Regions from separate parts of the Homo sapiens genome. Here region 2 is linked to region 1. A link is a contact called in ENCODE Hi-C data. All regions are on one chromosome and are shown on one strand. The core of a region is the stretch at or near the end of the contact, and the rest is flanking DNA. Distances in the headings are between cores, read along the strand shown. Region 1 has its middle 140 kb from the start of LINC01624. Region 2 has its middle 220 kb from the start of LINC01624.

Region 1 (2,667 bases), core at 94-2,593:
GGTGAGGAAATGAGCTGGAGATGTTCCCTCAGTCCTGAGCACTTTATTCCCGAGGAGACGACCAGGCACTTAAACCCTCAGTGTGTTTGGGGTGAGGCAGTGGGTTCTGCCTCCCACGACCACACATTGGAGGCCAAGGACACTCCAGCCAGACCTCAGGGGAAGGGGAGGGTCAGACGAGATGCCCTTGACCTCCTGGAGGAAGTCTCAGCTGGGGCTGGACAGGCGGCTGTCTCCGGATGCCAGCTGGTACGAGCAGGTGAGCAGCAGCAGGGGCCGGGGGTGCCAAGGCCTGGAGCATCAGGGTCACCGTGGAGGAGCTCGGGGCTCTGGGCAGAGGACTGGAGATCAGGTTTTTGGTGACACTTCTCAGATGTGGCCTGGGGATGAGGAGGGCTGCCACAGATCCCGGGGCACAGTGCTGGGGAGAGGGCCTGCACGTCTGTTTGGGGCCTGTGCAATGGCCATGAGTCTGGCAGGCAAGTGGAGGCCCAGGGTAGGGGTGTGGAACCCTGTGTGTTGAGGGGGAGGTGCAGGTGTCTGGCCACAGCAGACAGGCTGTGTGGCCACCCTGCCCACCCAAGGGTCTCGGGAGCCCAGCCTGGCCTCGCTCTCCCTGGTCTGGGCTCCCCAGTGTGCCCGGACTCAGGTGGAGTGGCACAGCGTGGCTCAAGAGCCGAGTGAGCACCTTTATCAGAAAAACGCTCTAGCCATTGCTAACCAGTGTCTCCGGGTCAGGAGCTCCGGTTTTAGTTTGGATGCACACGGCTTCTCTCTGACTCAGGATCCTCCTGCTCTACTTCCCTCCCTGCAGCCGGGGGCCTGGAGTACCCCACACAGGGTCGTGGGAGCATTCAGGGAGGACACGTTGGGCGGCGCCTGTGGAGGGTGGTTCCTGCTCAATCAGCTCTTGGAGTGCATTACATTTGTTTCCTGCAGCAGGTGTGTGTCCTCGCAGACTGGGGCCATCGACCCAGTGTCCGGGGATGCCCTTCTGACTCCTAGAGGGCCGGACTGTCACCAAGCATGTGTCACCTACCCGGCCCACGCCAAGGGCAACATACTGGACTGAGCAGTGTGGGTGCGTGAACACTGGCGCAGGGTTTGCCCCTGAGCCTGGGCTGGAGGCCTGGGACCCTGGACCCCAAGTTGCCTTCCAGGAGCGACAATGACACTTCAAAGGGTGGGCTGGGGGCAGTCGGGGGGCAAAGTCTAGTGGAGGGGGTGACTTCAGTCACCAGGAGCTGCTCGAGCCGCCCTACAGCTCTCGGCAGGCTGCCCACACCCCATACCAGAGCAGCTGGCTCTGCGCCAGGCTGGCCGGCTCTATGCTGGGGACTGGCTTAGAGCACACTGGGCTCCCACACCCTGCACAGCTGGGCTGCTCACAGCAGCTATGAATAGAACGCAACATTCAGAGATGCTTCCAGGCCCTGCGGGCGGGTGTGGGAACAAGGAGGCAGGTGGAGTTCTGGCCACGAGAAGCAATACAGGCAGAGCCACCCTGACCTCCCAGGTCCTTGCACGGTGTGCACAGAGCGTGGCTGTGCTCGTGGCCATTTCACTGATGCTGCCTCACAGGGTGGGATTATCTGGTGGGACTAGGGGAGGCATTGCAACTGTGTTGCCATTTTACTGAGAAGAAAATGGAAACCGGAGGGGTTGGGGGACTTGTCTGGAGTTGCAGGGCCTGGGACAGGGCATTGCCAGGTCTTCTGACCCTGAGCCCCAGGTGATTCTGTCCACACTTGACAGGTGGGATGGAGGGGCTGCTCCAGCAGGGCTGGCAGCCAGGAGTGCAAGAAGGGTGCGGGGCTCTGAGCCCAGGTGGCCCTGGGGTGGACAAGGACGGCATCCCGTGCCCAGACCCGAGGTCCGCCCGGCTCTTCCTCCTCACCCCTCTGCAGAGCAGGATGTGAGTGGTTCTGGGAGGGTGACTTTTCTGTGCATTTTACTGTGTTTTGCTGCCCCCGCCCCCAAATGTGAAGCGACTCCCAGGGTGAGAATCCATTCTCCCAAGGAGAATTGGGGAAATTCCCAGCACCCTGCAAGGAGCACCTGCCAAAGAACGAGCCACTGAGCCAGTGCGATGGGCAGGGGCGCAGGTGTGAAGGGCCCCGGCTGCTGCTGCTTCGGCTCTGCCATGCGGCGTCTGCTGCGGCCGGGGTGTCGGCCATCGTGTGGGCCCCAAGCCTGTGCCTGAGATGAGGGTCCTGGAGAAGCCTGGCTCTGCCATGTTCAGCTCAGGGATGGCACTTGTGCCCCACTGCAGCTAAGACTGAACTTGGGAAGGCATTCACGACGGCCTAGTATCAAGGTCTCGAGCATCCCGGAGGAGGCGAGGCTGCAAGCATCGTGTAGACGCCTGAGACCTGCGGGGCAGGGCCCGCTGTCACCAGGTCACAGAGGGAGCAGCGCTCACGGGGCTGAGGCCCCTGCACGTGGGGCGTTCGGGGGCCAGGGCATGCCCCCCAACCCGCCTGCTTCCTGGGACCCTCCTTGCAGCCTGAGGCTGCTCTTCTACCCTCCAAGCCTTGGTTGGCTTCTGCCTGCCCACGGCAGGGCTCCCCTGGACCAGGGAGGCAAAGAGGAGAACTCCCGATTGCAGCCTGTTCCTTCTCATCTGAACAGTGCGCATTTTCACGTTTTCTGAGGACTGCGTTAGTT
Region 2 (2,667 bases), core at 114-2,613, 80 kb after region 1:
CAGTTTTGACTCTATGAGATTATTACCTGCGATTATTTTATACCTAACCCCCTAGTAAACATGGATTCTGAAGGAGTCGAGCATTTATTCGGTACCAGGTTACAGCTGGATGCCTTGATGGGTGCTTGCAGGGTGTGTGGGAAACGGACATGAGGTCTGCTCCCTCCCGGACATAGACTCCAGCAGGGCCCCATGGGCCACCCTGTGCTAAAGCAGAAATTATGCCTCAGGAAGGAGAGACTTGAGGAGGGGCGGCGAGGCAGTGCCGGGGCAGGCGGTCATGGGCAGGTGTGTTCAGCAGCCTGGAGGGTGCAGGCAGGAGGGATGGGTTTTCTGGAGGAAACGAGGCCTCGGGACTCATCCTCTGCTTTGCTGAGCCTCTCCCTCATGCATCAGATCTAATGCCAGGGCCTGGCTTCCTCAGCCCTTGAGTTTCTGCGATGGCTTCTCAGAACCAAATGTGGCCATTTGTGCCATACACATGCGTGTGCCTCCAGCTCCATCTGTGACGGCCGCGGCGAAGAGGGGAGCTGTTTGACGACCTTTCTGCCATTTTCATGAGAGTCCTGCTTGCAGGACCAAAACACACAGGAAATGTGACCCGACATGCTTGGGAACACATTGGCCTCATCTGGAGGAACTGGCTGGAGCGGAGGGACAGCATCTGCTTGGAAAGGCTGGGCTTCACAGATGTCCAACAAAAACTGGGGGACGGCGGGACCCTTACAGCCCAAAGAACCCTGAGGAGCAGCCCCCTTTCGCACGTGGAGGGGCCGGGGGCTTGCAGAGTGTGACGCGTGGTGTTGGTGAGGAGGCACGTGCTGTGCAGCCGTGGCCCAGGGCAGGGCGAGGCTGACGCGGGAACCAGGGAGACTGGGATTGGTGATGTCTCTGCAGCTGGATCGTCGAGGACCCGGCTATTGCTCTGTGTTAAGCGGCCTCCTGGGGGCACGGCTGCGTGTTTTAGCTTAAGTGCACAAGGGTTCACTGGACAGCTCAGTAGGCTGGGCTCTGCGGGGACGTGGCCACCATGTTCACCGTGGGAGGTCCTGCTCCTCACCCGACGGATGCCTCTGGCACCAAACCCTCCCACCAGCCAGGCCTGCCGCGCAAAGCCTCCCAGGCAGGAGCTGAGTTAGGTTTTCAGCCAGGGCCCAGAGGCCCTGAAAAGCCCGGGCAGTTACGAAACAGCATTTACGTAAAGGATTGATTCAATTACACAGGGCAGGAAGCATCAGCCAAGTGGGTGAAACCCAAAATTCCACCCCGTCGAGAGGCTCCCTGAGCCTGGGCTGACCAAGAGCCACGAGCTCAGATGGAGCAGGTTCTGTGTCCAAATGTGGAGCCCAGCCAAGCTCCTGCACGCCTGAGGCTTTCCAGATGGGCAAGCACAGTCACAGTGCCGTGGTCTTGAGCAGCTGCAGGAGATCCGAGTGGCTTCCCCTCAGGATCCAGAGCCGCCCTCCCCAGCCTTCCTGATGCAGGGAAGAGAAGGCAAGGAGCTTCTGGGAACTCGCCTGACCCGGGTGCTCTGCTCGGACATCCAGGAAAATGCAACGTGGAACTGCTGGTTCCCGGGCACCCTAGCATCCACAGAGGACCCCGTAGAACTGGATGCCACCTGCCGACAGAACACGCTCTCATCCAGCAAACACCGAGCCCCACTGACGGGAAAGAATGAGTCAAAAGAAAGAAAGAAAGAAAGAAACACAAAACCACTGAGGGAATTCCTGGGAAGCAGAGCCAGACCAAGCCTGTCTATGGGGGTCCCCGGAAGGTCACCACCTCTCTGGTGATGACGAGGAGTGAGGATAAGCGCGACCCCATTGCCCACCTCAACCTGCATCTGGGTCTAGAAATCAAGGAGGAGGAACATGGTGTGGAGGGAGGCGCTGCTGCTGTTGAAGAGTTTTCAGTTTGGTGGGGATGAAATTGCATTCTGAGAACGAGGCCATGGACGGATTCCGCGTTCATTTTATGGAGAAATAAGCCAGTTAAAATCACTGTGATAGGTGTCATTTGTTAAGCACTTTAGAGGTACTAGATACTGGGTTAATCTCTTTACACACATCACCCTCTTCCAGCTTGCGATGACTCAATAAAGTAGGTGGTTTTATTGTCCCCATTTCACAGAGAAGAAAACGGAGACTCACAGATGTACAGGAACCTGTTTGAGCAACTCGGCCACTCTGATGCCCAAATCTCAGGAGCTCCGGGCCAGGCCACCTAGCTTGGGACTGCAGGCTTCCAGTCATCCCCAGTGCTCAGGGGACCCTCCACCCTGAGCTGAGCCTGGCCAGATGTGGGATTCCCGAAGATGTAAACAGCCTCTTCCTGGTGGTCACGCAGTCGGCCGCAGCCCTGGTTGAGTCACACGGGCAGAGCTGGAACATCACAGTCTCTTCCTCTTTTTGGAAGGAGGAGGGAGGCTGTGGCAGTGTCTCAGGGCCTGCTCTGCTCCTTCCCAAGTGTGAGCACAGAGAGCCCACACTGGCCCCCAGGACCTGCCCCCACCGTGCTCCCCGAGGACACCGAAGGTCCACCACCGGGACCAGTCCCCAGAGTCTTTGGTTGTAATTCGTCTTTATCACCTTAAGGGGCCTCAGTGGGGCTACTGCAATCCGTGGGTACTCATGGCCAATGTGCGGCCCCCATCTCCACTTCTGT

What was found. A loop is a pair of places that touch in the nucleus more often than their neighbours do. Pooled maps may share reads with other maps.
Region 2: a map of gastrocnemius medialis shows a loop between it and region 1 (7-fold over the local background). The contact joins two enhancer-like sites. A Hi-C loop is called at or near these places in 18 of 168 maps with a recorded cell type or tissue (Right ventricle myocardium inferior, Right ventricle myocardium superior, cardiac septum and 4 more) and 8 of 50 pooled maps.

What each region holds. Positions count from the first base shown.
Region 1 is chr6:170,128,692-170,131,358 of GRCh38, reverse strand. No RefSeq gene overlaps it. Among named protein-coding and RNA genes, the nearest start is that of LINC01624, 140 kb to the left of the region's middle. RefSeq lists enhancers at 1,816-2,316, 2,317-2,667. Within about 2 kb of position 1,343, at least 7 of the 41 ENCODE cell types and tissues checked have a DNase peak (open chromatin) inside an H3K27ac peak, as active enhancers do; they include gastrocnemius medialis, heart left ventricle, heart right ventricle and 1 more, where a contact is called at or near this core.
Region 2 is chr6:170,048,492-170,051,158 of GRCh38, reverse strand. No RefSeq gene overlaps it. Among named protein-coding and RNA genes, the nearest start is that of LINC01624, 220 kb to the left of the region's middle. Within about 2 kb of position 1,363, at least 20 of the 41 ENCODE cell types and tissues checked have a DNase peak (open chromatin) inside an H3K27ac peak, as active enhancers do; they include gastrocnemius medialis, heart left ventricle, heart right ventricle and 1 more, where a contact is called at or near this core.